Regions from separate parts of the Mus musculus genome. Here all the other regions are linked to region 4. A link is a loop called in an ENCODE intact Hi-C map of the cell type or tissue named here. Cell type or tissue: heart. All regions are shown on one strand.

Evidence for each region. A loop is a pair of places that touch in the nucleus more often than their neighbours do. Peaks named below come from ENCODE experiments on the same cell type or tissue, not always from the same donor. Only the 100,000 strongest peaks of a DNase experiment are listed, where the experiment ranks them.
Region 1: a loop joins it to region 4, with 2.8 times the contacts of the local background. A loop is called at or near these places in 6 of 42 quality-filtered maps.
Region 2: it touches region 4 in a loop (2.7-fold over the local background); 3 of 42 quality-filtered maps call a loop at or near these places.
Region 3: a loop joins it to region 4, with 6 times the contacts of the local background. A loop is called at or near these places in 2 of 42 quality-filtered maps.

What each region holds. Positions count from the first base shown.
Region 1 is chrX:151,129,399-151,137,398 of GRCm38, forward strand. No RefSeq gene overlaps it. Among named protein-coding and RNA genes, the nearest start is that of Tsr2, 37 kb to the left of the region's middle. In heart, CTCF peaks have their summits at 1,304 and 3,575 (motif pointing right); no DNase peak of the experiment used is centred here.
Region 2 is chrX:151,166,161-151,174,160 of GRCm38, forward strand. It overlaps a transcript of Wnk3 not described here. Among named protein-coding and RNA genes, the nearest start is that of Wnk3, 28 kb to the right of the region's middle. In heart, CTCF peaks have their summits at 6,258 (motif pointing left) and 7,146; a DNase peak (open chromatin) is centred at 3,411; H3K4me3 peaks cover 2,160 bases; H3K27ac peaks cover 1,481 bases.
Region 3 is chrX:150,585,629-150,593,628 of GRCm38, forward strand. It overlaps Apex2 (apurinic/apyrimidinic endonuclease 2), which reads right to left and starts at 2,527. Exons shown (of 6, transcript NM_029943.2): 1 at 2,295-2,527; 2 at 1,415-1,498; 3 at 237-417. The coding sequence starts at 2,448. It also overlaps a transcript of Pfkfb1 not described here. In heart, a CTCF peak has its summit at 3,025; DNase peaks (open chromatin) are centred at 2,553, 2,943 and 7,853; H3K4me3 peaks cover 2,013 bases; H3K27ac peaks cover 1,892 bases.
Region 4 is chrX:151,340,161-151,348,160 of GRCm38, forward strand. It overlaps Fam120c (family with sequence similarity 120, member C), which reads left to right and starts at 4,063. Exons shown (of 16, transcript NM_198105.2): 1 at 4,063-4,776. The coding sequence starts at 4,090. A230072E10Rik (RIKEN cDNA A230072E10 gene) reads right to left here and starts at 1,719. Exons shown (of 3, transcript NR_015600.3): 1 at 321-1,719. In heart, no CTCF peak of the experiment used is centred here; DNase peaks (open chromatin) are centred at 3,731, 4,001 and 4,431; H3K4me3 peaks cover 2,521 bases; H3K27ac peaks cover 1,318 bases.

The DNA.
Region 1 (8,000 bases), 210 kb before region 4:
ATTCTTAGATCAGTGCCTTATTCAGCCATCATTAGAGAAGCTTCCTCCTGCACAAATGAGAACAAATACAGAGACCCACAGCCAGACATTACACAGAAATAAAGACCTTGGAACATTCAGTCCTAAATGGATGTCTCCATCAAATCCCTTCCTCAGGGCTCAGGGAAACCTGTGGAAAAGAACGTGGAAAGAGTATAAGAGCCAGAGGGAATGGAGGATGCAAGGAAGACAAGGCCATCTGAATCAGCGGGAGAAAGTGAATATGAACAAAGCTCACAGAGACTGAAGCAACACACACAAGACACCTCTGAGTATATATTAAGCTTTTCAGCCTAGAGTAGCCCATGTATGCTCTTTTGGTCGTAGCTCAGTTTCTGGGAGCCCCCAGTTTAGTATTTTTATGGGATTCCTGAGTGTGTAAATTAGTGGATATCTTGATTCTTGTGTCTTCTCTTTTTCTCTTTTCCCTCTGTTAGTTTGTTTTGTCCAACTCTGATGTAATAAGTGTGCTTTATCTTAATATAGATATATTTTCTATATGATATGTTATATTATATACAATTACATATATAAATTATATGTAATCACATAATTATATACAATTATGCACAATTATGTATATAATCACATATAAAATATAAAGTAGATTTTATGTATGTAATATTCAATTACATAATATGTGAAATATTTATTAAAATTATTTATTTATTTATATCACAAATGCTGCCCCTCCCCTCCCCTTTGCCTCTGAGTGGGTAGCCCCCACCTCTGGTATCCCCCAGTCTTGGTGCATCAAGGGTTAGATGCATCCTCTCCCACTGAGGCCAGACAAGGCAGCCCTCTGCTACATATGTGCCACGGCCTCTGATTAGCCCCTGTATGCTCTTTGCTTGCTGGCCTAACCTCTGGGAGCTCCCATGGGTGCAGGTTAGTTGACACTGTTGGTCTTCCTATGGGGTTGCAATCCTCTTCAGCCCCTTCAATCCTTCCCCTAACTCTTCCATAGGAATCCCCTAGCTCAGTCCAATGTTTGGCTATAAGTATCTGCATCTGTCTCAGTCAGCTGCTGGTAGAGCCTCTCAGAGGACAGCCATGCTAGAGTCCTGTCTGCAAGCACAACATGGCATCAGTAATAGTGTCAAGGGATTGGTGTCCACCTATAGAATGGACCCCAAGTTGGGCCAGTCACTGGTCCGCCATTCCTTCCGTCTCTGCTCCATCTTTGTCCCTGCACTTCTTTTAGACAGAACCAATTTGGGGTTGAAAGTTTTGTGAGTGGGTGGTTTTCCTTATCCCTCCACTAGGGGTCCTGTGTGGCTATTGGTTCCATATTTCTACTGTTGGGCATTTCAGCTAAAATCATCTCCATTGACTCCTGGGAGCCTACTTCACCCCAGGCTCTGGAACTTCCTAGAGAATACCCTCACCCCATTCCCCACCCCCTCCCCGGCAGCTGAAAATTTTCATTCATTTTCTTGGCACTCTGGGCCCCTCCCCATGCCTGATTCTGCTCCCTCTATTCCCCTTGCCCTCCCCTCTCCCACCCAGCTCCTTCCCTCCCTCTATCTCTCATGATTATTTTGTTCTCCCTTCTAAGGGGGATTCAAACATTTTCACTTGGGCCTTCCTTCTGTTTAACTTCTTTGTGTCTGTGAGTTGTATCATGGTTATTCTGAATATTCTGGCTAATATCCATATATCAGTAAGTACATACCATGCATATCCTTTTGGGCCTAGGTTACCTCAGAATGATATTTTCTAGTTCATCCATTTCCCTGAGAAATTTATGATGTCCTTGTGTTTAATAGATGAATAGTATTCCATTGTGTAAATATACCATATTTTCTGTTTCCATTCTTTGGTTGAGGGATACCAGTTTCTGGCTATTATAAATAAGGCTGCTATGAACATGTCCTTGTGGTATGGTGGAGCATCTTCTGGGTGTATGCCCAGGAGTGGTATAGCTGGGTCTTCAGATAGAACTATTTCCAATTTTCTAAGAAAACCCCAAATTGATTTCCAGAGTGGTTGTACCAGCTTGCAATCCCACCAGCAAGGGAGGAGAGTTTCCCTTTCTCCACATCCTCAACAACACATGCTGTCACCTGAGTTTTTGATCTTAGCCATTCTGATTGGTGTAAGGTGGAATCTCAGGGTCGTTTTGATTTGCATTTCCCTGGTGACAAAGTATGTTGAATGTTTCTTTAAGTGTTTCTCGGCTATTAGAGATTCCTCTGTTGAGAATTCTCTGTTTAGTTCTGTACCCCATTTTTGATTGGATTATTTGGTTTTTTGAAGTCTAACTTCTTGGGTTCTTTATATATTTTGGATATTAGCCCTCTGTTGGATCAAGGGTTAGTGAAGATCTTTTCCCAGTCAGTAAGCTGTAGTTTTGTCCTATATAATTATATAATATATAAAGTGTTTATAAAATATTTTTTTAAAATTTTATTTATTTTATGTATGTGAGTACACTGTAGCTGTCTTCAGACACACCAGAAGAGGGCATCAGATCTCATTACAGATGGTTGTGAGCCACCATGTGGTTGCTGGGAATTGAACTCAGGATCTCTGGAAGAGCAGTCAGTGCTCTTAACTGCTGAGCCATCTCTCCAGCCCCTTATAAAATATTTTTAAGAGATGGATCACTTCATAAAATGGAACCATACTTGACACTGTCAATGAGAACAAGAACCTGAGACTAGATAGGCCATTGGCTTTGGGGAAAAACTTACTTTGTTCTTCTGAATGAACATAGGAATACTTCTAATGACATATTGCTATAACTATAGATTAGTACATCACTCAGCTCCCATCAAGGAAAATACTTCTTGCAGTAGATAGCAATTAACACAAAGACCCACAACTGTATAACATAGAGAGTGAGACCGTTTTATCACCCAGTCCTAAATGGGATGTCTTTATCAAAACACATATGCACCTATGAACTTACAGAAATTGTGGCAGTATGTATAAATATGTTGACCTGACAAGTTCAAACTTGAAAAAAAAATCCTAGCATAGAGAAGTAGAAATGGATACAAAGCCTCATCCTTGCTAAGAAGCCATTTGCAATTGATAGCTGATGTAAAGGAGAAAATAAAATCAGTTTTTCTTTTTTTTCTTTTTTCTTTTCTTTTCTTTCTTTCTTTCTTTTTTCTTTTTTTGAGAGTTGACACGGGATACTTCAACCACACTCCAAAGCAGGTTACATGCAAGGAATAGTCAACACAAACCACACTCCATGGCGTTTTACTTGTGTGTTATTTTTGTTGGTTTTGTTTGTTTGTTTGGTTGGTTGGTTGGTTTTTCTGAGACAGGGTTTCTCTGTATAGCCCTGGCTGTCCTGGAACTCACTCTGTAGACCAGGCTGGCCTCGAACTCAGAAATTCGCCTGCCTTTGCTTTCCAAGTGCTGGGATTAAAGGCATGCGCCACCACGCCCGACGGTTTTGTTTGTTTTATTTTGGTGTGTGTGTGCTTTTACTTTTTATTTTCTTTGGTTTTATTTATTTATTTTTTTTAGACTTAATTTTGGTAGATGAGTGCTCTATCTGCATGTACACTTACACGCCAGAAGAGGGCATCAGATCCCAGTATAGATGGTTGTGAGTCACCGCGTAGTTATTGGGAATTGATCTCCAGACCTCTGGGAAAACAGACAGTGCTTTTAACTGCTGAGCCATCTTTCCAACCCGATTTTACATTTTAAAGAGAAAAAATAAAAAAGAGAGTGAAAAAGAGAGAATGAATATGAAGTGGTTGGGTACGGAGAGATCTGTGAGAAGTTGACGGGGGGGGGGGGGGGGGGGGAGGGGCGGGGCGGAGGGGCATGGGGAATTGGACCAAAATGCACTGTATGAAACGTTTTTAAGTAGGAAATAAGATGAATAATTGACACATACAATTTTTAAAAATAAAATTAATTATTTTGTATGTAAAATGGGCTACTAAGACAACATTTAAAACTTGTAAGTTGTGAATTGCATGGAAAAGTTTGCAAAAATCATCTAAAGCAAACTTTTTATTTAAAAATAGAATACATAAAATTATATGAAAATGTGTCCATATGTGTAGAAGGCAGACTGGAACGCTAGACACCAAACTTGAACCTGGGTTGTTTTGTAGTAGTGCATCACACTCCTTTTCCTCTCTTATATGCTCGTAATTTTCAAATTTTCTATAATAAAAACATACTTATTTTTTAAGGTAGAAAGTAAAAACAGCTTAGCAATACAGCATTTATATTGTATTAGTAATCTAGAAATGATTGCTTGAGAGCCTTTAAACAAGGTTTCACATTGGTATGGGGCTCACTATGTGTGAGCTCTAACTCTGGCAGTTCATCTGCCTCAGTCTCCTGAATGCCGGGGATGTCAGGCGTGATCCACTACGCTTGGCTCCTCTGGATTCTTTAAAGTGCAGGAGGTGAGCTCAGCAGTAAAGCCTTAGGTCAGCAGACTTAAGGTCCTGGGTTTAATCCCCAGTGCCACAAACCAGGCAAATTTTATGTTATGTGTATCTTGTCACAATGAAAAATGTGTTTAAAAGCAGGGCTGGTCTACAGAGCTGCTAATGGTGCCTGCCATATGGGACCTCATTTGCTCTTCTCTCTCTCTTTTTCTGTTTTCCTAGCATATCACCCCTGGAGCTTGATAAGATAGTGTTTTTTTCTGCCTGGAATGTTCTTCCCACCGTTTGTCTAATGTTCAATGTACCTTTCACAGGGCCAACCTTCCTGACACTAAAGAGCAGTTTGGAACCAATTGTCCATTCTCAAGCTTACCTTGCACTTTTTCTTTCCATTGTTTGTCCCAGTTAAATACTTGTGGAATCGATTACTGCTCCTATCTCTTAGAATGTCAGCTGTACAAAGACAGAGATCCTCTGCTCTGTTTACTACTGCGGCCTTATCCTAAAGCAGTTAGATAATAAATATTTGCTCATTGTCTGAATGGGTGATCTGCTTTGCTGACTCAAGAGTTTCAGATTCCGGGGCTGATCCTGTAGCTTAGTTAATGGAGTGTTTATCTAGTATGAGCAAAGCTTTGGGTTCCATCTCCAGCTCTGGAGTGAAAAGTGTTCTCACAGCTACGATCTATTAGTCTCAGCCTGGAAACCTGACTTTGAAATCATGGTGGTACACACTTATAATCCTAGTACTCCCGGGGCTGGGGCAGGATTGCAAATTGAAAGTCAGACTGAGATGCATGCTGATTGTCTCAAATTTAAACAAAATAATAATGCACAGAGATGATCTACCTCAGAGCTAGGTGATAAGCAAACTGTAAACTCAAATATGCCAGCAAACCAAGAAGTGCTGTTCAATTAATTTAGAGTGGCTATGTGGTTGATTAGAGAAACAGCCAAGATTGATGGAACATTTAAGTGATTTTTGATGATAAAATAAACCATGGGATTTTTCTCCCTCTCTCTTTTTCTCTCTTCTCCCTCCTCCTCTTTTCTTTCTTTCTTTTTTTTTTCAGAAAGACTAACCACAGAGCCCAGGCTGCTGATAGTGGAGAACACGTCTTAGTAATCTGAATATTCCTGACTCTGCCCCTGCATCTGTCAATGTTCTTACTTCCAAACAGCAGAAACCCACTCTGGCTAGGTGGTCATTGAAGTGCTAGCAAGTGCTTGTAGCAGCCATGTGTGAGGTCCTGCAGAGGAAGTAAGAGAAAGGTGGGGGCAGAGTGGTTGACTTAAACGTCTCTCCTCTGGGCTTGTATTCTCTTTGTTGGCTTGTTTGGTTTTTGAGACAGGATCTCACTATGTAACCTTGCCTGACCTGGTGCTAGATATGTGTAGACCAGGTTGGTCTCAATTTCACAGAGATCTGCTATCTCTGCTTTCAGAGTGTTGGGATTAAAGGTGTTGGCCACCATGCCTGGCCCTGTTTTTGTATTCTTTGCTCCTGATTCAAGGATACCTTCAGATCATAAACTGGTTCCTCTTAGCACACCAGAGAGAAAACAGGTAGTATCTTGTCTCACACCTATTACTTGGGAGGCTGAGGAATGGGCTAAAAGACAAGATTCTAGGTAGATAGATAGATAGATAGATAGAAGATAGATAGATAAATGAAAGAAAAAGAAAACAGAAATCCATACCGGTATGGTGTTTTACACTTTTAATTTGTGGGATACATTTAGAGAAAAACAAACAAACAAAACTCAGCCATCCACCACCACCACCCATACAAAAAAAGGGGTGGTGACACAGGATTTTAATCCTAGCATTCTGGAGGGAGAAGCAGGCAGATCTCTGTAAATTCAAGGCCAGCCTCGTGTCAACAGAGTGAGTTCCAAGACAGACAGCTAGGGTTACACAAAGAAACCTTGCCTCAAAAACCCCAAAACCAACCACCCAAACAAACAAAAAAAGGAAAGGAAAGTGAGGCTGGAGAGATGGCTGCACTTAAGAGCATTTTTTTAGTTGTTTGTTTTGTTTTTCAGAGGACTTGGGTTCAGTGTGCAGCACCAGAGTATGGCTCACAATCATCTAGAGGATTGGAAGTCATCTTTTGATCTCTGTAGGCCCAGGAGTGGACATAGTGGGCATGTGCAGGCAAAGATTCATACAAATAAAATAGCTGTCCCCTGAGAGGCTGTGCCAGAGCCTGACAAATACAGAAGTGGATGCTCTCAGCCATCCAATGGACTGAGCACAGAGGCCCCAATGGAGGAGTTGGAGAAAGGACTGAAGGATCTGAATGGGTTGCAGCCCCATAGGAGGAACAACAATATGAACCAACCAGTACCCCCAGAGCTCCCAGGGACTAAACCACTAACCAAAGAATACACATGGAAGGACTTATGGCTCCAGCTGCATATGTAGCAGAGGATGGCCTTGTCAGTCATCAATGGGAGGAGAGGCCCTTTGGTCCTGTGAAGGCTCGATGCCCCAGTGTAGGGGAATTTGAGGGCAGGGAGGCAGGAGTGGGTGGGGGAACACCCTCATAGAAGCAGGGGAGGGGAATGGGATAGGAGGTTTCGAGAGGGGGAACCAGAAAGGGTGATAACATTTGAAATGTAAATAAATAAAATAACCAATAAAATTAAAATTAAAAAAAAGGGAGAAGGAAAGAACAGAAAGGGGGAAAGGCATGTTTTGAGATACAGAAGTGTTTTTTTTTTCTTTTAACTTCTCAAAAAAGAAAAAAAAGTTCAACATCATTAGCTGTCAAAGAAATGCAAGTTAAGACTACATTGAGATTCCACTTTACTCTAGTCAGGATAGCCACCATCAAGAAAACAATGAATGCTGGCAAGGTTATGGAGCAAGAGAAACATGTATGGATTGTTGGTAGAAATGTAAACTGATACAGCCACCATGGATCTCAGTTTGGGAACTCATCAAAAAGTTGCAAATAGAGCTATCTTATGACGCAGCTACACAATTACTGATTATACCCAGGAAAAATCTGCGTCAGCAGGCCATGGAGATACTCACACTCCCATGCTTTCTCAACAGCCAATGTACGGAAACAGATGCCTCTCAAACAGATAAAGGAAATGAGGGCCAGGAGCTGCCCCAGCAGGTAGAAGCCCTGCCATCAAGATTAATGACCTGAGATAGTGCACCTGGAGCCACAGGGTACAAAAAGAGGACGAACTCCCCCAAGGTGTCCTCTGACCTATACATCTGTGCTGTGGGCACGTGTTTGAGTGCATACACAAGCTCACGAGGAAAACAACAATTTAAAAAATGAGTGCTCTAGTCGGCTGTCACTGGGAAGAGAGGCCCCTTGGTATTGCAAACTTTATATGCCTCAGTACAGGGGAATGCCAGGGCCAAGAAGCAGGAGTGGGTGGGTAGGGGAGCAGGGCAGGGGGAGGGGTATAGGGAACTTTCGGGATAGCATTTGAAATGTATATAAAGAAAATATCTAATAAAAAAATGAGTGCTCTCTCTATTTATCTAGATGTAAGTTTTAGCTATCCACAGAGAAGAATGAGATTACGATATTAGCGAGAAATGGGTGGTATTGGAAGTCAT
Region 2 (8,000 bases), 170 kb before region 4:
TGCTTATGATTCAGTGGATTCATATAAAGCATACAGGAAATGCTATTTAATTGCTAGCTGTTATTATTATATACCTGAGTGGGTAGAATGTGATTTATATCTGCTACACCAGAGATTTTCCTCAAGAATGGCTTGCTTATGTGGTGCTGTGGATGGAAATAGACCCCAGGGTCTAATCTATTGAAGAGAATGGGCAGTTGTTTCAGCAATCACCGTTCAGACTTTAGGGCTCTGCTACTTGTATACTTTCTAGAGGAGTTTAGGTTTGTGACACTTCACAGTTACAGAGAAGCAAGGTGGGCTTATTTATATTTGTACTTCCCAGGAGTCAGGTGCCAAAGCAATTTGCTCCCTGACATATGCCCTGGACACACGTGGAAACACTGTATCTTTGAAGAGAAGAACAGACAATATATAGAAAGAGTAGGGAAACTGCACAGATGCATGTTTCTAAGTAAGTCACTAAGCCAACGGGAGCTGCTATTCTGTGCTGGGAGGAAGGTGGGCATTAATACCTCCTAGATGATCTTGGTGAGACTCTTCCCAAATTTAAGGCTTTCTTAGAGAAAATGTCATCCAGAAATTCATGCCCTTAGACTTGCTGTTTTAAATAGTGGGTGACTGGATAAGAAACACATTTCATGCTCTTCTTTATCACAGTAGTAACAGTTAATAGAAAGCACATGTGGCTCAATATTCTTTTGAGATATAGTATTTTATTCCATATATTTTCTCTACCTCTCCCATAGTCTATTTTGTAATATCTCAAGGGAGAATGTGGCCAGGCAGGAAAACAAATAATATAGGGATTGTCTTGGGATGCTGACATCTAAAACTGATTCAGGTGGGTGTGGTGGCATATTTTGTAATCCCAGCCTTGGGATTAGGAATTTGATTAAGGTTATTCATGGTTACATCGTGAGCTCAAGGTCAGCCTGAGCTACACAAGACCTTTGTTTCAAACACTCTCATTATCTCCACCACCCCACCCTTGGTGTGTGTGGGGGAACATCAAAAAGAATTCCAGTGAAAACTTTGTGGTTTCTCAGAAGTAGTGCTTCCAAACATAACTAGGTTATTGTATATTTTTATGGGATATTATAAAGTGAAGTGAAATTACAAGTGGTTAATAATGACTCAAATTTTCTGGTAGATGAAGTGGCTAATAATAACTCAAATTTTCTGGTAGATGAATGGGAATATCACAATTGCTACTTGACAGTGAAAACCAGTGGATAGGAAGGGAAAACTTTCTAACATATAGTGGTGATAACTATAATTGCTTACTCTCATTTCTGCCTACAATGGCATTTTGTGCTTAGTTCTGGACAGCACATATATTAATACTAAGTCTACAGGGGACTGAAGAGATGGCTCAGCAGTGAAGAGCACATGTACTCTTGCAGAGGACCTGGGTTTGGTTTCCAGTACCCATACAGTAGCTTACAACTATTTGTAACTCCAGTATCAAGTAATTCAATACTGTCTTCTGACCTCCGTGGGCACCAGACACACATGTGGTACACATACAAATATGCAAGTAAAACACTCATACACATAAAAAAGATCTTCAAAATAACTTGTAAAAAAGAATTGAATAAAACACTTTTACAAACATTTAAAAATAGTCTTCCATTGAGAAAGATCTGTACTTGGATGGGTACAGATCCGTATGATTTTCAAATTTCTAAAGCTGTATGTGTTTGTGTGACACACTGCTTAATAATTACTGAACAAGTGTTTGGTAGTCGAAGGGAGCCTACCTAGAAGAGTTTGCACCACCGTGGGTTGAAGGGCTAACATTCCTAAATATTGTTCTGTGTTGATTGTATCATCAAGCTCAGAGAAGGCACAGAGGCAGGGCCCAAGTGAGCCAGGTCTTTGAAGACAGATGTGTGTAATAGTAGTAGGAACAGTCTACCTGGAGAAGTTAAAAAGGTGGCCACAGTTTCTACTTATTATCTCATGGGAGTAATAGACTGCATAAGTCTTGAAATAACTTGACAATCTTTGAAACTATTGATTGGTGTTTGTTGGCCATCCTTCAGCAAGTCATGTCTGTTTTCTCCTCCTTGAGCCTCAGTTTCCCCTTTGGTCAAGGCAGGGTTGTTACACATTAAAACAAAACAAAACAAAACCCGTTCCTCACCATGCCTCATACAGCATACGAAGCAGTTCTTAAAGCCACTGAGCTGATGCTCATATTTAGTGAAAGCTCGAAGAAGGCAGCATTTATTAATTTGAGGAACTAGGAGTTTTCAGGGAGGTGGGTAATGGGTGATTGGTCTAGCCTCTGGGAGAAAGTGGCATTTTTGCTTGCTAGCAGTCCAGAAGCCCGGCAGTGTAGCAAGGGGGCGGGGCCAGGCTTCTGAAGGGGTTGCTATGATACGGAGGGGCCAGTAGAGGCTAACTGAACCCTTAAACCATCGCGCCCTCCCCCATCCGTCTTCACTAGGGCCATTGGCCATTGTTCCCCACAAAATGGCGTCGGTAATCCCCCCCTTCTGTGTCTGAGGCCTATGTATAGTTGGGGGGGGGGGGGGGGAGGAAATAGAGGTGGAAACAAAAACTACAATTCCCAGGGTACACCGCACCCGCTTGCGAGGCACAGGCCACGTGCCTAGGCCTAGCGGTTCCAGGCCGTCAAAAATCGGTTAGCTCCCTCTCCCATCCCTTCTTTGGTTGTTGCCCCCCCTCCCCCGCGCGCACTGAGGTCCTGGGGGCGGGGGGGCTGCGGTGGTATATGCCATGGCCGGTGCCCTCTCAACATAACCAGGAGACAGGTATTTGTAAATCTGTGCTTCGACTTCTAATCCCCAATTTGGCAGGTATGGGTCTCGCGAGATAAACCGGGACCTAGCAAAAGTGAGTAAGGGGTGGTGGGTGAAGGGGTACTGGTGGGTACCACATCTCCACAGAGCTGCTTCACTTAATGGTTTCCAAAGAGGTGAAAGTGGGCTGCTGGTGGCCAAGCAATGGTGTGGCGCTTGGACCTCTTTTTCTTGATTTCCTTCTTTGTTCTTGAGGGGAACAAGGTAAAGCAGCCGTGAGGACGAGTGCTTCAGAGCACGCGAGCAGTATCTTGCGTGGCTCCTCGCTGAGATCCCCCCCCCCCCCGTGCTAGGGAGAGGAGTCTCTCTCTCCTCGACGCGCATCCACTGCGCTGCGCTGAGTTCGGGGAAGGTGTGCGCAGGCGCTAGCCGGGCAGCCCCCGGGCACCTCGCTCTGCCAGGGGCCGTCCGGAGTTCGGGCTGCTCAGTTGGCTTTCCTCGCCCCTCCCCCTCCCTCCCCCTCCCTCCCCTCCCTTCCCCGCCCCTCTCCAGTCTATCAGGATTCTCTGGCTTCAGTACGCGTGCGCCCGGTCAGCTGCGGGGCGAGCGCGAGCTTGGGCTCGCACCCTGCTCCCCCTAACCCCGCCCGCTCATCCCCTCACCGCGGTCGCTGGCTCGGTGGGCTCGCGGGGAGACGCGCGCACGCGCACAGGACTCGGAGACGAGCCGGAGACACCGAGGAGGGGAGTGAGAAGCATCGGAGGAGGCGTTAGAGGAGGAGGTATATGTGTATGTGTCTAGTCTACGGTGTAGCCGGTCTGGGGGCTGGAGAAGGCTTGAGAGACAGCGAGGGAGAACTGAATAGAGTCGTTCTCTAGCGGTCAGAGTCTCTAGTGAGGTGAGGGTCCCGGCCAGCCCGGGACCCTGAGAGAGGGAGGAGGCCGGGGGGCGTGTCCAGGATCGGGCTGAGCGATGAATGGGCCCAGGATGAATGGAAAGAGGCAGCGGCGGCCAACAGTCTGTTCAGAGTAAGCGCCCCAGTCTCTCTCTCTCTCTCTCTCTCTCTCTCTCTCTCTCTCTCTCTCTCTCTCTGTGTGTGTGTGTGTGTGTGTGTGTGTCTGTTGAGGGGGAGCAGCTTGACCAAGGCATGGTGCGTGCGGTCACCCGAAGGTATTGGACGAGGCCGGACTCAGGTCTTGGGGTTGTAAGAGCTGGAGTCGAAGTGATGGAATACGGAGAGGGAAATTAAGGGGGGGGGGTAGTGGGGAAGGACAGATCGGAGGTTAAGGTGCGTTTCTTCTTCTTTTTTGTTTCTGTTGGGGAGGGTGGTAACTTTGGCAGTTGATGGAAAACCAAGAGACAGGGAAGGTGAGGATACAGGAGATGGTTGACAAAGGGACCGAGAGATCATTTAAGTGAGATTGGTGATACTAAAAGAATCGCTTTGGGTGTGGGATGTTCAACAAGGTTTGGATGTGTTATATTGATGGAAATGGAGTGGGGAAAAGAATAGGCTTAATTTAGAGGTTCATTTGATGTAGGAGGGTCGATAGGACTGAAATCTGGGTGAGGGATATAGCAGACTGATTGTGTAAATTGTGTTAGGTGCAAAGGAATTGAGAGGTGTGGTGTGTGCTCTGTGACTGACTTGCTGGGAATGGGGAGGGGAGGAGATGATAGGGGTAGGATAAAAGTCACGAGGTGGTTTCGCTGTATTGAATGAGGTTTTGTTTAGTTAAGAGCTGTGAAACATTTATGTAGTGGGATGTGTAGCAGAAACCCCCAGAGTGTGTCTTTCTGTATCTTGCCAGTCGATACACTGTTAAAAAGAGGTGCGAGTTTGCTCTTCTCCCTGTCGGTTTTTCTTTTTTTCTTTCTTAATTTTTTTTTTTTTAGACAGGGTTTCGTCCTGTACCCAAGGCTGGCCAGAAATCCACTATGTAGCCAAGGTTGGTCTTGAATTCCCTTCCATCCTTCTGCCTCAGCCTTCAGGTGTGATTCCTTAAGGGTTACTGCTGAGACAGTTGCATGAATCAATCAATAGTCTTGGGTTGTGAAAATCTGTGCAGTAGTGATTGCATCAAATATTTGGAGGCTTTGTTATCCATTTTTCATGGGTACTGTTTTGTTTTGTTTTCAATACACGGTCTCACTATGTAGCCTTGGCTGGCCTGAAACTTGCTATGTAGACAAGGGTGGTCTGTAACTCAGAGAAATCTGCCTGCCTCTGCCTCTCCATTTTTAATATAAAGAGAACTTTTTAACAGACCTTAGTGTATGGCTGGAGGTGTTGTTAGATAGTCTGTAACTCTTTGCATTGTTGAAATTAAAATTTGTTTAAACTGGACAGCCCGAGGGAAAGATACTTTGTATTTAATCTTAGCTAAAATGTACAAAATCTGATTTTGAGTGTTTAATAGTGATAGCCCGGTGTTTTGGGTTATTTTAAAGTTTATTTTCTGAGAAAAGTGGCGCATGCTTTTAGTGTATTTGTTTCGTTGTTTGATGACGGCCTTGAACATGCTAGGCAACCCCTTTACCACTGAGCTGCATCTGCGGCTGGTGTAACTTTAAATTACAATAGATTACTTGGACATGTTGTTCTCTGAATATGTTACTTAGCTTCTGGTAAGGAGGCCTTGTGATGTTTTCATTCTGTTCTAGGTCACGATTAATGATTATGGATTTTTAACTTTTCATGATTATTTTTACAGGTCTTGCTGACATACATCTGAGTTTGTGGAAGTGTACATTTAAGAACATTTCTTGCTTTCTGTTTTGAAATGGAAAAGAGTATGTTCCTTTCTTTGACTACTTCAGAGTTTTAACACAAAGGTTAATATCATGTTTAGTTTGAGATTGAGATGAATATTTTGTGTATGAATATAAATATATAGGGTAGTGTATATTCACACATGCCAATATATATAATATCAAACACACATTATTATAGGGCAGAAATAGGTACAGTGGGAGCTTCGAAATTGTAACTCTTCCAGGAAAGATGGTCTCCTAGCTTTTAGCTAGATTTTCCTGGAGTGAAGCTGAAGAGAAGTAATAGGCTTATCTTCTAAAAGCCTTTTCTGCCTCTCCTTTTATCTTTTTGCTGTCTTCTCCACTGTGCCCCTCTTTAGATTGTCTACATACTTTACACATACTTTTACACTGTCCTCACGTGTCTTCATATTTTAAAGGGATTATAAAGGTCAAAGAAGTCTGGTGTGGTGGTATAATATCTTTTATCTCAGCACTTGGGAGACAGAGGTAGTCAGATGTTTGTGAGTTCAAGGCCAGCCTGGTCTACATACTGTTCCAGGACAGCCAGGGATTCATAACGAGACCCTGTCTCAAAAGAAAAACATAGGGGCTGGAGAGACGGCTCAGAGATTAAGAGCACTGTCTGCTCTTTCAGAGGTCCTGAGTTCAATTCCCAGCAACCACATGGTGGCTCATAGCCATCTATAATGAGATCTGGTGCCCTCTTCTGGCCTGCAAGCATATATGCAGGCAGAATGCTATATACACAATAAATAATCTTTTTTTTAAGTAGAGAACTTAAGTTTTTGTGTTCATGTTTTTGTATGAGGATGAATTGTGTGCAACAAAAAAATTTGTCTTTTATTTTAGTATTAAGTGTTCAGCTCTATTTGTAGAGATCCTTAGGTCTCCTGGCTAAAAGCCAGTATTCTTTCACAGGAGAGTGTCTCGTCCATTTTTTAGTCAAGATATCATATATTGTTAGGCAGCAACTAACTTTGATAGCTCTAAAGGACACATATAAAGGCATTTATTTTGAACTTAGAATTCATGGTATTTTTAATTTAATTTTTATTTTTGGGTTTCATATATGAGTACAATATTCATAGTTGTTCTGTAAATATCATGAGATTTTTTTTTTTTTTAGAAAATGTTGAAGTTGTTGAGAGAGACTTATTGAAGAAATGAGCCTTTAATGCTCTTTCAGGGATATATAATCCTTCTGAAACTTTTTCCCTCTTCCCTTCTTTCCATATAAACTGTTCCCTTCTTGTTGCCCCTCCCTCTCCTTTTTTTTTAAAAAGAAGTTCTGTGAGTTCAAGACCAGCCTGGTCTACACAGTAGGTTTTATTTATTTTATTTTTTAAATATTTGTTCATTTATTTATTATATGTAAGTACAGTGTAGCTGTCTTCAGACACTCCAGAAGAGAGCATCAGATTTCGTTACAGATGGTTGTGAGCCACCATGTGGTTGCTGGGATTTGAACTCAGGACCTTTGGAAGAGCAATCGATGCTCTTAACCACTGTGCCATCTTACCAGCCCCAGGTTTTATTTATTATCTATGTGTATGAGTACACTGTAGCTTTCTTCAGACACACCAGAAGAGGGCATGAGGGCATCGGATCTCATTATGGATGGTTGTGATGGCGCCACCATGTGGTTGCTGGGAATTGAACTCAGGACCTGTGGAAGAGCAGTCAGTGCTCTTAACCACTGAGCCATCTTTCCAGACCCTCCCTTTCACCTTTTAAGAGAAACTGTGTTTGGGATTGAATCCAGGGTCTTCTGTCTGCTACTTAAACATTCTATGTAGGGAAAGACATGCATCCCCACTCCATCTCCTTTAAAAAGTCTTAGAAGAAATGAAATATATCTTTTGCCATGTTTTAGCATGGGTTCTTTTAAGTCGTGATGAAACTCAGTTATAAATTTGTGATTTTAAAAATTTTATTTTGTGTGTTACTTGGGATTGAACCTGTTGGCTCTACAGATGCCCTGAAAGCAGTCTGCCACTGACCAGTATCCTCAGCCCTCTTTTCTTTTTGAGAGGTGTCTCAATAAGCTGCCTAGGCTGTCCTTGAACTCACTTTGTAGCCTAGGCAGACCTTAAATTTTTGATCTTCCTACTGCAGTCTTCCAAATTGCTGGGATTATAGGCCTGAGCTACTAAGCCTGGTTTTAAACCATTTTAAAAAGTATATGCCTTCGGAATTAAGTAACTTTACTGTATTTGGGGCAAGTATCTAATTCCAAAATGTTTTCATCACCTTGAAAGGAAACTCTGTACGTACTCATTAAGTGTTCGCTTCCTATTCTCCTCCCTCTAACACCCAGTGGCTCTTATTTGCCATCTCAATGGCTTTGCTCAGTCTCTAATCATAATACTAACCCTAAACCTCTTATGTTAGACTTTTTTCTTGTAAATCTTTACATGAGCCCCCACTGTGTGTGTGTGTGTGTGTGTGTGT
Region 3 (8,000 bases), 750 kb before region 4:
ATGGTAATTAAAAAGCTATTCTTTCAGGCCAGTCTCCCTCTGTAGAGAGGGGAACACAAGGCTCAGAAGGAAGCATGAATTTTCCAAGATCACTCAGCCCAGCCTGGACTAAAATACAGGAAGGCAAGTTTGGGAACATTTTTATAGCAACTGAATACCTATAGAATGGGCCTTATATTCTAGACACAAGGACTAGAACCAGTGATGGCCTGTAAGAGGAGGATATGGACTATTACCGGATCTTGTGCTGTGTAAGGAGGGCCCGGCCCTCACTATCCAGAACCCGGAGTTCCTCTTGCGTGAACTCATCCATGTTTCCATAGCAACCAATATCTCCATTCAGGGTGGCAAACACACCACTCAGGCCTTCTTCAGCAGCTACTGGGGTAGCACTGTCCTTACAGAAGGTAGCCACACCTGGGGACGGACAAGAGCATTCTGAACGGGGTCAGCAGCCAATATATCATTGTACAGCCTATCCCACTCCAAGTGTATCCATATAAGGAACAGCTTTGGTTATCTTTGTCAAATTTAACTGTTTCAAAAATGTAAGGACAGCCAGGCGTGGTGGCACACGCCTTTAATCCTAGCACTTGGGAGGCAGAGGCAGGCGAATTTCTGAGTTCGAGGCCAGACTGGTCTACAAAGTGAGTTCCAGGACAGCCAGGGCTATACAGAGAAACCCTGTCTCGAAAAATCAAAAAAAAAAAAAAAAAAAGTAAGGACAATCCTCCTAACTCAGGGGCCATACATGGCTCTGTAGCGTCTTAAAGCATCTGAGGCCTCAGTTTCCTCTTAAAAAGCCACAGAATAGGGCAGTGGTGGCGCACGTCTTTAATCCCAGCACTTGGGAGGCAGAAGCAGGTGGATTTCTGAGTTTGAGGCCAGCCTGGTCTACAAAGTGAGTTCCTGTCTCGAAAACAAAAAACAAAACCAAAAAAAAAAAGCCACAGAATAATGTTATATTTTACAAGAACAATAATAATGTATTTTACACATACATAGCAAATGCTGATGAAAAATTAGCTATCATTATTACCTCATGCAAGACTATGTCTAAACCCTTGTGAGAGCCTAGAAAATAACCATTATCCTTATTTTCTCAGTGAAAAACCTGAAACACAAAGGTAAAGTAACTTGTCAGAAAACACAGAGAGGATGTGAGCCAGGACTTGAACCCTGGCAGTTAAGGTCCAGTGCTTATACAGTTAACTCAGAAGAAGTACATTACTATACTTCTGAGGGACAAAAGGAAACTTCGGTGCATAAATATGAGGTTTCATATGACCTAAAATTAGCAGCATTTGCTTTGGAAATGAAAAGTCAAAATATGTTACCTTCTTATTAAATACCAAAACACTCCTTTTCTCCATCACCAATGCTAACATAAATACCCCCAGAAGACCTCATTTACCAGAATAGCCACTACGGCTGCGGCTGAAGCTGAAATAGGAGTTATAACCCTCAACAATAGCCAGGGGCTCTGTCAGTACATCTCCTAAAAAAAAAAAAAAGAAAAAAAAGTAAATATAAAGTCAGAGGTAAATTAGCACCATGGACCCATGAAAGACTGGAATTACAGTTATAGGTTAGCATACATCAGAGCTGTAATTGAGGGTCAGGAGAAGTGTTTATGTTGACAGGAGCTAGAGAGATGGGAAAGTCAGGAAAGAAAATTATATTCAAATTAGATAGGGAAGCAGAGGAGGGCAAATCAGAGCTAAGTCTTGTGATTTAGATTAAAGTACTCACAGATGCTGGCAGTGGAGATTGGGGACCTGAAGGGTGGGAGGTAGGAGAGGGAATTAGGGAATTCGAGCTGGGAATTATGGGAGAAGAAATTAGGTCTAAATTTGAGGTAAGATATCAAAGAGGAATGAATCTAGGGCCTTGAGGTGGAGAGAAAAGAGGAATTGGAGATATGGGAAGGAGAAATTAAGAGTCTGAGCTAAAGGCAGAGATTAGGTGGGGATTAAGGACTGAGGTGGGGGCAGGGATGGAAAACTGAGGTGTTTGGCTTAGAAGAATGAAAGGAGAAAATTCAAGGCCCAGAGTTCGGGCTATAGAATGAGTGGGAATCTGTGTATGAGGGTTTCAACGGGGAAAGCAGGCCAGGAGTCGGAATTAGGGGTTCTAGCTGGGGTGGGGTTGTTTAGAAAGAAAAGGATCAGGCCTTTCAGATGGGTATAAGGGCAGGATTCTAAGTATAGGAAAACGAAACGCGAAATGAGACAGAACAAAGGTTAGCATCAAAAGGAAAACACCGTAGAGATCTTGGATTCTCGAATGCTCACTGGTCACTTTGGTCTCCTGGAGACAGACAATATCAGCATCCAGCTCGTCCAAAACGCGTCGCAAGGCCGTGGGACAGCTGCTGGGTTCCTGGCATGCAAGGCCTTGCAGGGGACTCCGGATCCCATTGATGTTCCAGCTTACCACGCGCAGCATTTTGGTAAACGGTACAGTTTCCCAAAGGAAGCTTAGGCGGGCAAATGCATTGCTGCCCGGAAGTGAGCTGGCTCCCCGCCTTCCTCTCGCGTTTCCACCGGGCGTTCTCACCTTCCCCTCCGCCCCCTCCGACGGCAGGACGCAAGCAGGGCGGGACTTCGAGTTCAGTTCTCTTAGGCGGGAGACGGAACTAAGGTGGAGGCTGTAGGAAAACCGGGCTTGATCAAACGAGCCTGTCACCCCAGTACTCAGGAAGCTGAGGCAGGGTCAGTAATGAATTCAAGGCCAGCCTGGGCTACATAGCAAGACCCAGACCAAAACCTGGGAAGAGTAACTGGTGAGAGGCGCGTCTCTGGTTGGGCTCCTTCTCTTCTGGCCGCATGCTGGCCTGGACGCCCGAATCTGACTGCTCTTCTCTACTACAAAAGTACCCCCTGATGCGCCAGGTTACTGACAAATGGGATTTTGTCCCTTTGTCAAGGGGCAGGCCTCTGGGGAAACAAGCTGAGCCAACGCCCTACCCGGATCGAGACAGGACTCTGGCTTTAGTGAGCGGCCCCTGGCGGTGGCTGAGGGGCTTCTGCAGACCCTGGAGTCCTTTTGGGCAGTGGCGAAGGGAACTTTCTCCGTTAAGCAATTAAGAACCTAGCTAGCCTCCGTTTTAATGGAGTCTGGAGGAAGGAGACTGCCTCAAATCCTCCCTGTATAGCCATGTTTGTCTTGACTCTCAAAGCATAAGACAGACTTGCATTTGGCTCCATTTCTCAGATGAGCAAAATCGAGGCCTAGACCATTTAAGCTCCAGAATAGTATCATTTCCCGATGCAGTTATGGTTTTCCTGTCTATACCGTGTCCTTTCATTCTTAGGATAATCCAGGAAGAGGCACTGAAGCTAAGTAGAAGTTGAATAAATTCGTCTCAGCCTCACAGAAGTGGTAGAGCCAAGATTTAAACCCTTCTTAATCAGGTAAACAATTGATTTTTTTTTTGTCCACACACCTCTGTGTTTACGTCTTTTCCTGTGGGCACCACTGCACTTTATGGTCCATGGCACAGTATTTACCACAGTGCACAACCCCCATTGATTTCCGTTGTCACTAGACTGCCAGCAGCCTGAATGCAGTGGCCATCTCTGACCCACCTTATATGATAACGGAATAAATATTTAGCAAATGGATGAATAAGCAGGGCAGTAGGGATGAGTTCTCGACTTATTTTTTTGTGACCACAGAAACAGAATTAACAGGAATCGCCCTATTTCCAGGAAAACTATAACTTTGCATCCTAAGGGTTTTTTTTTTTTCCACTGAAAATTGCTACAAAGTTATTCCCATTCGAATGCACACACCCTCAGAATTTCACAGCCTTTGAGCCATCGTCTTCATGGCTATACAGAGCCACAGTAGGCTGCCCCTCCCCCACCCCACCCCCATCGGACTTAAAGGTCACTAGTTACTGCTATCAGAAAAACAGCTCTGTAATTCAAATTCTGTGCCTTGAGCTTTTCCATGCTTTGGGAGTTACTGACTAAAGATCAAATCCCAGGAGTGGGTTAATTAGGACAAGGGAAATGAACATTTTTCTTCATGTCACCAGTTGCTTTCAAGCAAGGGATTTTGCCCATACTGCACTAAAGGCAGATAAATATAAAGCTTTGTCCCAAAGAAATCCAGATCTTGCTCACCTCAATAGCTGGTTTTCATTTCTCCATTCTCCAGTGGCTTGTTAATATTAGTACTGACCTTTGGGGCACGGTGAACAACACATGGTTGGACTGAAGAGAAAAGTCTCTGGGTGGCTCAGGAACTTCTTTGGCAAGTACAGCAGCTAATATTTCAACACTGCACACACCCCTTAACAAGGGTGCTTCCTCAGCCTTCCCAGGAACCAACGGATGTCTCCCGGTTTCCTATTTGATGCCACCCACCGGACCTGCTTTGGGGGTCTGTAAATGCAAGAGAGCCATTGGATAATTAGCGATGGAAGAAAAAGCCTCTAAGAGAGCAGGTAGGTGAGCATAAAGGAAAAGTAGACAGGTCTTTTACAGGTCAAAATCCTTGCTTCAGGCTCCTTGGAAGATTTTTCTCTGCATAGGAATTTGGTTTAGCTACTTCAAAGGGGATGGGAGAGTTGGGGAATGATGATATGCATATGTAATTCAACTGTCGACATTTTATTTTTAATTACTTATTTTATTTATTTGCATTCCAAATGTTGCCCTCTCCTTACTATCAGTATTTTAAAATCCTCTTGTACTTGACTCTTTAGGACGCTAGCCTAAAAGACCAATCCCTTACTATCTTTGAAATTCCAATTTTTGTTTGATTTGATTTGATTGTAATTTTGGAAAATGAGTCTAACTGTGCTTCCCATGGGGGCCTGAAACTCTCTGTAGCCCAGACTGGCCGTGATTGTGTGATCCTCCCAGCCTAGCTTCTACGTCCGTAGTCTGTGTATATTTTTAAATTAAATGCACAATAGAAAGTGTATCTCTGACCGCGCCTCTAGTGTATTAAGTTGGGTTAATTTGCTATGAAACTTTGACAAGTTCTTTAGTTTCTCTGGGTGTCAAAGTGAAATAGAAATGAAAGCCCCTAGCCTACTTCCCACAGAGGACTAGCTTGATGATCAAGAAAGTGTAAAAGGCAGAATCCAGAGTTCTTTTGCTTCAGGGCTTTCATGCTGTGTATGAGATTCATGCTCTTGGCTTTTATGTGACACCCACAGGTACTACCACCCACAACCCTCTACGTGCTCTCCTTCCTGACTGACTATGGTCAATGGAGAACCACTCCTAAGACGAGAATGCAGTGAGCTTTTTGGAGCAGACATGAGTCTGAAAACAGTGGCATAATGGGACCAGGGCATTATGAGATCGCTGAGAACAAAGGGATTCTAGGCTGCTGTCACAGAAGTCCTGATATGTGCTCATGCATGAATCTAGCCTATAAGCTTGTAATGATCCACCAGCCTTCTAGCCTATAACAAGTACATTCACAACCACACATTTCAAGACTTACCAATAAGGAAAGACCATTTATGACTTTATTGCCCATCTGTATTATCTTGATGCTTTAAATGAGTTTCCTCTCCACACTGTACATGGAGGTGGGAGCAGGCTCCATGGCTCTGCAAACATCACGCTGCATAGTTTTCTTCCCTGGAGATAGTTCTGCTTTATGGTTCAGCTTTTAGCCTTCCGTGTGAATCTGATGCTGAGTGAACTCTGTGTCTACAACCAATATATCAAACCTTCTTAGAGTTTCATAATTTTATCCTGTTCCATCCTAAAGTTTTAAGATTTTTTTTTAGATGCCATTCTTTACCTCAGACAAACCAGCTTCCCCATCCACTTCCCTGAAAGCTGTTATAATAGCTACTATGTTGAACTGGGATTTCTTGCCGCCATGTTTCTCTCTACAGCAGAGAGATGTAGATTGTGAACATGGTCACTGACCAAGTGCCCTCCATACCAGAGCCTGAGATGAGCAGTCAGCAGATCACAGGGATTCAGGCCCTATCCTCAAGAAGCTCACAATCTACTTAGTTACCAGACCAGAGAAACCCTAGCTCACGGAGAGGCACATAGCAATGTGAGAACTGAAGGCTCAGCTTCACTCAAGGCTACAAGGCTGGCTTTCAGAGAAAATAAACACTGAAACTGGTCTTGAAAAGCAAGACAAAGTTCAGTGAAAATAGAAGACACTCCAGGCTGAGCAAGAGCCTAAAGACAGGAAAATGTTGTGTTTGAGAGCTCTGTAATCAGCCAGTGCAGTTACGCGTGGGGGATCTGGGGATAGAAGACTGGGAGGTAGCTTAGGACTTGATTTAGAAGAAGTTTGAATGCTAGTCTGAGGCATTTCTCTAAGACTTGTTTTTCTGTTTCTGGTCTCAGAACTGGTCACAGTAGTGAAGTTTCATAGTTCTAGGCAGGGTTAAATTAGAGTGTCAAACCTGGAGCCTGAGTTTACCCATTCAAACCTTGTCAGAGGCCTTCTAGCCACCTAGCTCAGATTTCTTGCTACTAAAATTATCGTCCTGATTCTTGGCAGTGTTGTAAGGACAAAATTGTAAACATAAAAGCCATGTTCATGATGTTACCTAGATTATCCTGGACAAGCCATTCCCTTCTCAGATACATTTTCCTGTGCTATTACAGGGGATATTTGAAAGAAACAAATAAGATAAACAAAATGTTGCTTTGTGGGCACTGGAAAACATAAAAAGTCATGGTAAGATCATTAAAATAGACTTCCACTAGTTATGTGTCTTACTAGGGCTAAGAGACTTGTGTCTTACAAAGTCTATTTCTGAGACTCTAGGAGTTGTCTGCTAATTGGGAAAACCTTGTTATATTTTTTTTACTTTAAATTTATACATAATTGTTTATAATTGTGTAGTGCTGTATGATACTTCAGTGCATGCATATAATGTGCAATGGTCAATTGCTTTATGTATCACCTCAAATAAGTATTATTTCTCATCTCTACCAGCTACTTTGAAGTATACAATTATCTGTTGTGAACCATAGTTTTCCAAATGTGCTCTAGAACATCAGAAGTTATTCCTCCTATTTACCAGAATCCAGCCTGTTTATTGTTCTCCCTTTCTCCCTTTCCTTTGCCCCCTAGTCTATACTCAGTTCCTCGCCAACCTCTTTTAGGTTTGTCCAGTAAGTGAGAGCATGTAGTGTTTGATGTTTTATGTCAGACTTAAGTTAACAGAAACCTAGAAATGAGTTTACCTTTCTAATTGATTCTCAGGAAGTCTTTACAGTGCAAATGTTAATCCTGTGTCACGACAATGTGCTCGAACTTGCAGATGACTTGAGGGAAAAAGATGAATCATTTCCTTCCCAAAGGAAGCGACAGTGTTGAATCATGTGTATTCCACATTCCCCAGGTTTCTCCATGTGTATCACATTGGCTCTTCGCTAACACCAAGGGAATGGACCCCACTACCCTTCCCTATATACTAAATGAAAAAGCAGAACAAAACAGAGCAACTGAGGCACTGAAAAGTTCAGTCTTCTGCCCGGTTTCTCATATCTAGCAATGGATGGAAGTAAGATTCCACCCAGAGAGTTTGACTCCAAATTCCATTTGTTCTTAACTGCTGTGCTCCGTTGCCTCAGTAGGCTCCTTAGATAGGTAGGCTTTGATGTTGAAAATCGTATATGCACAGCAACTGGAGTGACTCTAACCCTTGTATAGACTAAGGTTCTGAGAAGATATTTTAGGACGCATCTTAAAAGGCAAAGAAGAACTGGGGGCATTTGAGGGCAGGGACTGGAGATTTCTTTTCCCGAGAGATTGCCCTTGCATAGTCCAGCTCAGTGGAAGAAAGTTGAGCTTTCTAATACCCAATCACTGGAGGTTTGCTGGGGGTGGGAAGGTTACAAAGAATGAAGTAAAAGGGCACTTGGACATCTTCCAGGCAAGCCGTGCAGTTGCATGAATTCTACAGATAAAAGTCTCAAAATAACTGGGGGAATGGCAATACAAGTGGGGACAAGTAAAGGGGAGACATCTGGATGATATGTCTCTGGCCT
Region 4 (8,000 bases):
ATCCTTCTGTTCCTTGGAGACATGTGTATCTTTCCTCCAGTTCAGGATGTCTTTCTGAAGGACCTGTGAGACATTCCTTGGAAACCTAATTGCCAGGAACAATAGGGCCTCTGTCTCTCTGTCTCTGTGTTGATAGGATAGAAATCTAATTGTCAGCCAGTGTGCACATTTGGCCTAATCACATTTATATTGATCAGTCCTCTGTAATTTTTTTTTACTACCTTGATGCTATTCTGCCCCCATCCTGTTTCCTCTCATATTTCCCCATTCTCCCACTCATGTCTGTGCAAGAAAGAACAAAGCTCATCTCTTTCCCTTACCATCAGTAGTTTGCACACTGTTTATAGTACTTCAACATTTTTCTGGCTTCATCTTCAACACTACTAAAATCATGGATTTCTGGTGGTACACTCAGTGTTTCCAATGTTGAAAATACAGGGTGAGGCTTGAAATGATCCTGTTCAGAACAGGTACTGTGATGTGCTGCTCCAGAGTTGCTACTCTGGGTGGTCCATTACAATCATGATTCGCTAGACATGATTTTCTACTGATGAAAATTTTCTAAGTCTTCAATTGAAGGCCTATTGGTTTCATGTTGGGAGATGTCCCAGTAGCAAGTATTAATAACAGGTAGTAAAATTCTTGTTGTTGGTCTCCTTTCTCTTCCTTTTTTTCCGGTGCTGGGGATCGGACTCCTTGTCCTGCACATACAAAGCAAGTGATTTACTACTGTTGCAGCTTCTTTTTCTTAGCACTCTCTAAGTATTTGGCTCATTCTCTCTGTCATTCTGTTCAAGATCCTCTCGATCAGAGATCCAGTAGGAGATAGTAAGCTGAGCTGAGCTTACTACTGTGAAACCTTCCCCACCTCCGTCCTGATCCGCCTTGGGGATGGATGTTCACTTGCTTCTTAACATCTAGTTGGATTCAGTTATGGGAAATCAGCACTTCTGGCAAAGTTGATGCCATGAGGAGTTACTACTCCTTATACATGTGTGAATAATTTGCTGGTGCCAGTTTCTTAATCAGTGAAATCCTTGAAGTGGGTCTGACATTTTTGCTGCAAGTCAGCAGGACCAAGGGATTTGTGCCTGCAGCAATCAAAGCTCAGTTTGTTTTTGTTTGTTTGTGGTCCTGAGGAATAGAAGCTGGGGAAGGATTCTACCACTGAACTCCACACCCAGCTCCAGGGCTTTTCTTTTGAGTTCCAGGAACTGTAATTAACTGGTTCACTGCCATATCTTACAAAAAGTGTCAACTCCCTTCCCATCAATGGATGCTAGAAGATTCCACCTGTATCAGTTCCGTGTATTTTGGGCTTGTAATTTGCCACACCTCATTTCTGACTGTTTATTCTCTTTGTAACCAAATGTAATGAGCTCACATCTTGGTGAATGCAAAAGGTTAAAACAAGCACAGCCAAGACATGAAAGAGTGGAGAAAGATCTATTACTTAAAGCAGTTAAGGGATCCCTGAGTGTCTCAATCAGCATGGCTTTGGGATTGCCTTGACCAGGGCAATGGAGAATGGAGAAATGACAGATAGATGTACCAAGAAGCTGGGATTGGATAAGCCTTGCACAGTCCCAAGTATGCTGTTTATAAGACCATATTTAAGAGGGTAAGATACAAATTTTAGATATACTTAGCTGAAGTTCACAGGCTGTTACCATTAAAACGGGGAAGAAGAGTACATCTGTGAAATCTCGCTTGTATCATAGCTGAAAATAATGGAAAGGACATTTTGTAAGTGTGCACAGGTACACTTGTGTGTCTTGGTGTGCTCATATGTATGCCCATGAAAGCCAGGGGACAAAATTTGCATATCATTCTTCAGGAATCTTCCACCTCAGTTTTTAAGGCATTGTCTCTTATTGGCCTGGAACTCACCAATTAGACTAGGTTGCTTGGCCACTGGGTCCCAGAAATCCACTTGGCTCTACTTCCCCAGCCCTGGGATTACAAATGCACTACATTGAGCCTGGCTTTTTGGTGTGGTCTTTGAGAATTGAATCCAGGTCCTCATGCTTGCAAAGCAAGCATTTTAACCAGAGAGCCATCTCACCGACCCAGAAAGGATGATTTGAAGGTAGAATAATAAAGGGTTTTCATCTAAAGGTATCTCACTTGTGGCTAACAGTTTCATTAAGTGGCTTATGATCCAATTATTTTTGTTGTTGTTGGGACTTAATTTTTTTCTTTACTGTTTGTTTTGTTTAGTTCTTATCTCAGGCTGACCTGGAAAATAATAATTTCAAAGTTGTGGCAATCCTCCTGCCTTGACCTTCTGAATGCTGGGTTTATAGATGTAAGCCAACACACTCAGTTAAAATATGGCATTACAAGCAAATGTGAACATGATAGGATTTATTTACTTCCTTGGTTCTTTGAAATCACTGGGTAGCCTAGGCTGGCCTAGAACTTAAGGTGACTGTCCCATGTCAACTTCCTGAGTACTAAGATTGCAGGCACATACCATCATGCCTAAGACAACAGTTTTTGCAGTAATCTTATCAAGTTAACAATGAGAAGGCTAATTTTTAGGAAAGGGATGCTGGACAAACTCTCTAGTAAGCACAGTTTACTAAAAACATCTATTCTCTTCATCTTTCATGCCTTCAAGCTATTGCCTTTCCCTTTTTTTTCAAAAACAATTTTTATTAGCTATTTTCTTCATTTACATTTCAAATACTATCCCGAAAGTCCCCTATACACCCCCCACCTCCCTCTCCCTTGCCTTTCATGTTGTCTCCCATCCCTGCTATTCTGGATCTACTACTCTTATGACAAACCCGGTTTGGAATTTGCAACCTGTTTTTGGTTTCATCCTATCAAACCATTCTGATGTCATTCCTGGGGTTCTGCTCTTTTATGTTCTGTAAATTCCAAGCCAGATAGATACAACTACTCTGCATGCAGATCTTGTTTTCTGCTGTAGTCTGGCTGAAGTAATGGGCCCTAAAACTTGACAGAAGACAGACTCTACATGGATTTCATTGGAGAAGCATGCTGAAATGTACTTTTCAAAAGACTGTGATCAAATTAGAACCTTTGCAGCTATTTTGAATTGTTCCCACATGGACACATTTAGTAGGTTGGAAAACAAAAAAAATCCCCTAACCATATGGCATAGCTTAGTGAGTACCAATAAGGTCCAAGTTGTAGTTGAATTTGAGTGGGTGTTTAATCTCCCTGACCAGAGATCCTGAGGCAAATTATAGGCAATTTCATTTTGTCTATGCATTCATTGTCTTAAGTAAATGTTTTACCATTTGTAAGGTGGATAACTCTTCAAAGTATGACAGTAGATGTTAGCGGTTTTTATGTATCATATGTGTTCTTCTCCTTTCGTTAAAAGTTGTGCATATCATCTTTTCAATGGAAGGGAAATTTCTCCCTTTCAGGGAACTTTAGCTCACTTTAGCCAAATTCTACTAATCCACAGTACTTCCTTTCCCATGATGCATCATCTCCATTTCTTTCCCTGGGCATGGTGGTATAATATCCTGAGGCAACTCGGTTGGATACTAGGAGTTCTGGTACAAATCCTATACACACATTTTCTTGGCCCGCTTCTTCTGACACTATGAGCATCAAGGCCTGACAGGTGTGATCCTCTGGTTCTAAGACTGCATCCTGAGGCCATCCGGGAAAAGACTACAACTCCCAGGATGCTCATCCGCCCCGCCCCTGTACCCCTCCCCCAGCTAGAAAGCGAGTATCACAGAGAAGACGAGGCAACATGGCTCCCGGAGGTGGAAGGCAGAGGCTTCACCCCCTTTGAAGCAGTGAAGAAGAGCAGCGGAGGGGAACGGGAAAAGAGGAGTGACTACGACTTTGTCATCGCTTTTATCTTCCCAGCCTCTTCTGAGTCTGGTCAGCCTCACCTCTGCTCTCCACCCGCACCCAGTCTGTGGTCTCCTCCCCTCCCCGCCCACGTTCCCTCGCCCCTCCCGTTCTCAAACCCTCTCTCCGCCCCCCTCGCCCCTACCCCCCGCGGAGTGCGCACGCGCCCGCCTCCAGCTTCGCGCGGGGATCGCCGACTGGCCCGCTTGCGCAGCCGCTGTTCCTTCTACCCACGGAGGAAGCATGGGCGTCCAGGGCTTCCAAGAGTTCCTGGAGAAGCGCTGTCCCGGGGCTGTGGTGCCTGTGGACCTCCTCAAACTCGCGCGCACCGTCTCGCGCCAGCAGCAGCAGCAGCACCTGCACCGCCAGCTGCCGCCAGCAGCCCTAGCGCCAGGGGCTCCACGCATCACCAGGGGCTCTGCTCCTCTGCCGCCGCCGCCGCTCCCGCCCGCTGCCTTTGGTGCTTACTCCGGGGGCGCGGGGCCGTCTCGGCACCATCACCCTGCTCACCATTTCCACCACCATGGCCAAGCGCCGCCAGGGCTGCATCCGCCGCCGCCCCCTCCGCTGCCTGGGGCTCGGGTATTGGTAGACGCGGGCTCGGCGCTGCCGCGGCTCTATGGTGGCTACCAGACGGATTGGGTTTGTGGCGGCCAGTGGAATGCCATGCTGGGCTACTTGTCAGCGCTGTGCCAGGCTTGTGCCTATCCGGGCGGAGACGGCCTGGAGCTGGTGGTCATGTTCCCTGGGGGCCTGGGGAAGGACCGACTGGCCGAGTGGGGCCGTCGGTGCCAGGCGGAGCGGCAGACTGCGCAACTGATCGTGGGACACGTGGGCAACAAGGGCACCCCTCCACCGCGGGCCTGGTTCCTGCCACCTGCCTGTCTGAGCCACTGCGTGAGGCTAGCACTCATCCGCTTCCGGGTCAAGGTGAGGGAGGGGTTAGATTTTTAAATGAAATGCCCCACACCTGTTCCTTCCAGACTAAACACCTAACCATTCACCGACCTACCTGCCACCCACTCAGTCAGCTAACTTACTGGCGACCATTTTATCCCCTCGTGCCCCCGTCATATGGCCTATTAATTCCCTTACCTACATGATTGTATCTCTAGCCATGCCATCCCCGTAACCCCCTTTACTCACACAATTGGCCTACCTGTTGGTTCTAGCAGAATTGACTCAAAATTCCTCCGGGCTTCATGTTTCTCTTGCTATCATCCCCCTCAAACTGAAATATGTTTTTTCTTCATTTTCCAGTTGACATTCCCTCCCCTATATCTGTTTTCAACCCCATGGCAAATAAAACAGATGTTAGTCGAACACCTTTGTTCTATAATTTTCCCCCATTTGACACCTAGTACTTCTTTTTTCCCCATCCATTGAGCCCTTTTCATTTCAACATGCTTTTATCTTGGCATGCCTTAGCCCAAACAATTCACTGATTGAGTCACTATTCAGGAAGATGAACACGCTCAGTAGGGGGTTTCAAAGACGGTTGGGGGTGCGGGGAGGGGCTCTCAAAAACCCCAAGACGCCATTCTTGGCTTTGAAAGATCAAATGCGCAGCATTTACTTGCTGGTGTAAATATGCATGGTGATTCTGTTTTCTGGTATGTAAGTTGCCAGTTTGGGTAGGTGGGTGGGGTGATAATCTGTGGGTTAAAATGGTCCTGGGAAACTTCCTGAAAAAGATAGACTTGGAGAATGGGCTAGATCTGAATGGTTCACAGGTTTTGGAGGAGGTTGTTTAATTAAAGAGGTTGAAGCAATCGGGCAGAGGCAAAAAGAAATACCAAGTTCATGAGGCTCCATGGGTTTAAACCGAAGGCCAGCCTCTGAGTAGTTGAGCCACTGCATATGGAGCCTGGGGAAAAGCTTGGCAGCATCCCCGGGTCTTGGCACCACTGCTATTACGCTGTTGCTTTCCCATACTCTTAGGTTTCAAGTTCCTACGTGTAGAGAATAGCAAGGCTTGAGAAGTAAGGAGGTAGGCAGGAAGAAGGAAAAGAAAAGCGTTACAGGGTTAGGTGGGAAGAAACTGCAAACCCATTTTCTAACCAGAGTTTTGGGGGGAATGTCCTTTCAGGATTGGGGACTTGGGGATTCTGAAAACAAAACAGGTGGCAGCTGGTGGGGTAAGGAGGGAACAGAGACGGAAAGATCTGCTACATGGAGAAGTTTGCAATGGTTATAGAATGTGACTAGAATCCTACTATGCTAGATATACAGAACTCAGCACCAAATTTATGCCTTTTTAAATTTGACAAGCCATTAATGGGCTGGGGGCATAGCTCAGTGGTAGTGTCCTTACTAACCAGGAGGCCCTTGCTTCAATCTCCTGACACCATGCATGCAAAAAAATCTAATCATGAGCTAACTTAAAATATAACTGTAACAAAACCCCACTTGCCTGTTCTCCTGACTGAACATTTTAAAGCAGAGTCACTTACAGGCTTTCCTTCCAAGTTGTTTTCAATGGCACCACCCAGGCTTTAAGAACTTTTTTTTTTTTACCCTGTTATTTTTTTATCCTGCTATTACTGGCAGCTTGACTGTTGGCAGTAGTGATGACTATGTTAGTGGGGCAGGGTTTTCCTGTCTTTTTTTGAGGGGGCTGAGGGTGGTGCTGGGGAAGGGCGGTACTAATTGTTTTTCCATCTGCAGCCCTTAAGTGCTTTAAAATTCTCATTGGATCTTTACAGTAACTCATGAAGCAGTGTGACCCCCGTTTTCCAAATGGGGAAACTCAGACCCAGGAGCTTTACACACTTGTCCAGAGATGATGTAGTAATAAATGATAGAGGTGAGATTCTGGGCTTGATGTCCATGCAATCTGATTCCACAGCTTGCACTCTTAATAGCTGTGTTCAAAGATGAATCTTTGTAAAGAGGCCCTGGGATCAGATTATTTCCACACTGGAAGAAATATCTCATTGGCACCTGAATAAAAACAGGTTTGCTTTATTCATTTGTGGTATTCCTTTGCTGAGTGCTTGCAGTAGGGTAAGTACTGGGCTTCGTGCAGAAAATTCCTGAGGAAGGGCTGGCTCTCCAGGAGGTCAGGGTTTCATAAAGACTGAAAACAAAATTCCAGATACTTTGTGCAAAAATTGCTCGTGGTGAAAAATGTAGCCTATTTACAGGGAGTATGGTATAATTTCTTAGTGATTAAATTCTGGAGTACCTTTACAGATTAACCATGAAGAGGTGTGAGACTACTACACACTGGATAAGGGCATGAGGACCTAAAGCAGCCTGTCTGTGTGCTCTGAGTAGGTTATTGTTTATTTATAGCATATTTACAAATATTTTTTCTGAATAGGTTTTGATTGCTGGTTGGCAGGAGAGAGTAACACTATAGGCTTGTGGTTTATTCATATTCTCTGCCAGTCAAGAAATTTGAGAACCAACTATAACTATATTTTGTCATTAAATATGTTTAGCATATCTAGCACAGTTTTTTTTTTTTTTTTTGAGGCAAGTTCTCATGTCATCCAGGCTATCTTGAATTTGATATATAGCCAAGGCTGAACTTAAATTCTTCCTCATTCTCCTGCCTCCCATTTCTCAAGTGCTGAGATCACAAGATTTCACCATCATACATGGTGCAGTATCATTTTTTTTAAATCTCAACAGTGGTTATGGGCATTCCTGTATGCCTGTGTAATTCTACATACTCAGGAGGCTGAGGCAGGAGCATGGCTCAAGCCTTAGAGTTTGAGGTCAACCTGGTAATATAGACACCATCTGTAAGTAAATATCCCAGCAATCCATAAAAGACAGATCCTAAGAGACTGTAGGAGTGACTTCTAAAATGGTTTGGTATAATAGGCATGATGACACACATCTTGTCCCAGTATTTATGGAGCCTGAGGCAGTTCTGAACTCCACACTGAGACATGTCTCAGAAAACCAAAGTGAAGAGCAGAGAGTCTGAGTTGAGTTTCCCACAACTGTCTGTAACTCTAGCTCTGGAGAGCTGACACTCTATTTTGGATTCTGTAAGCACACACAAAATAAAGCAAAAAAAGAAAAAAAAAGTAAACTATGACTTAAAACTGACTCCAGAAATATAAAAATAGTGTTGATATTCTCAGTGAGTTCTTTTGGCTGTGATCAGTGACTTTTGTTTTTGGAGTAATGAAGAATGT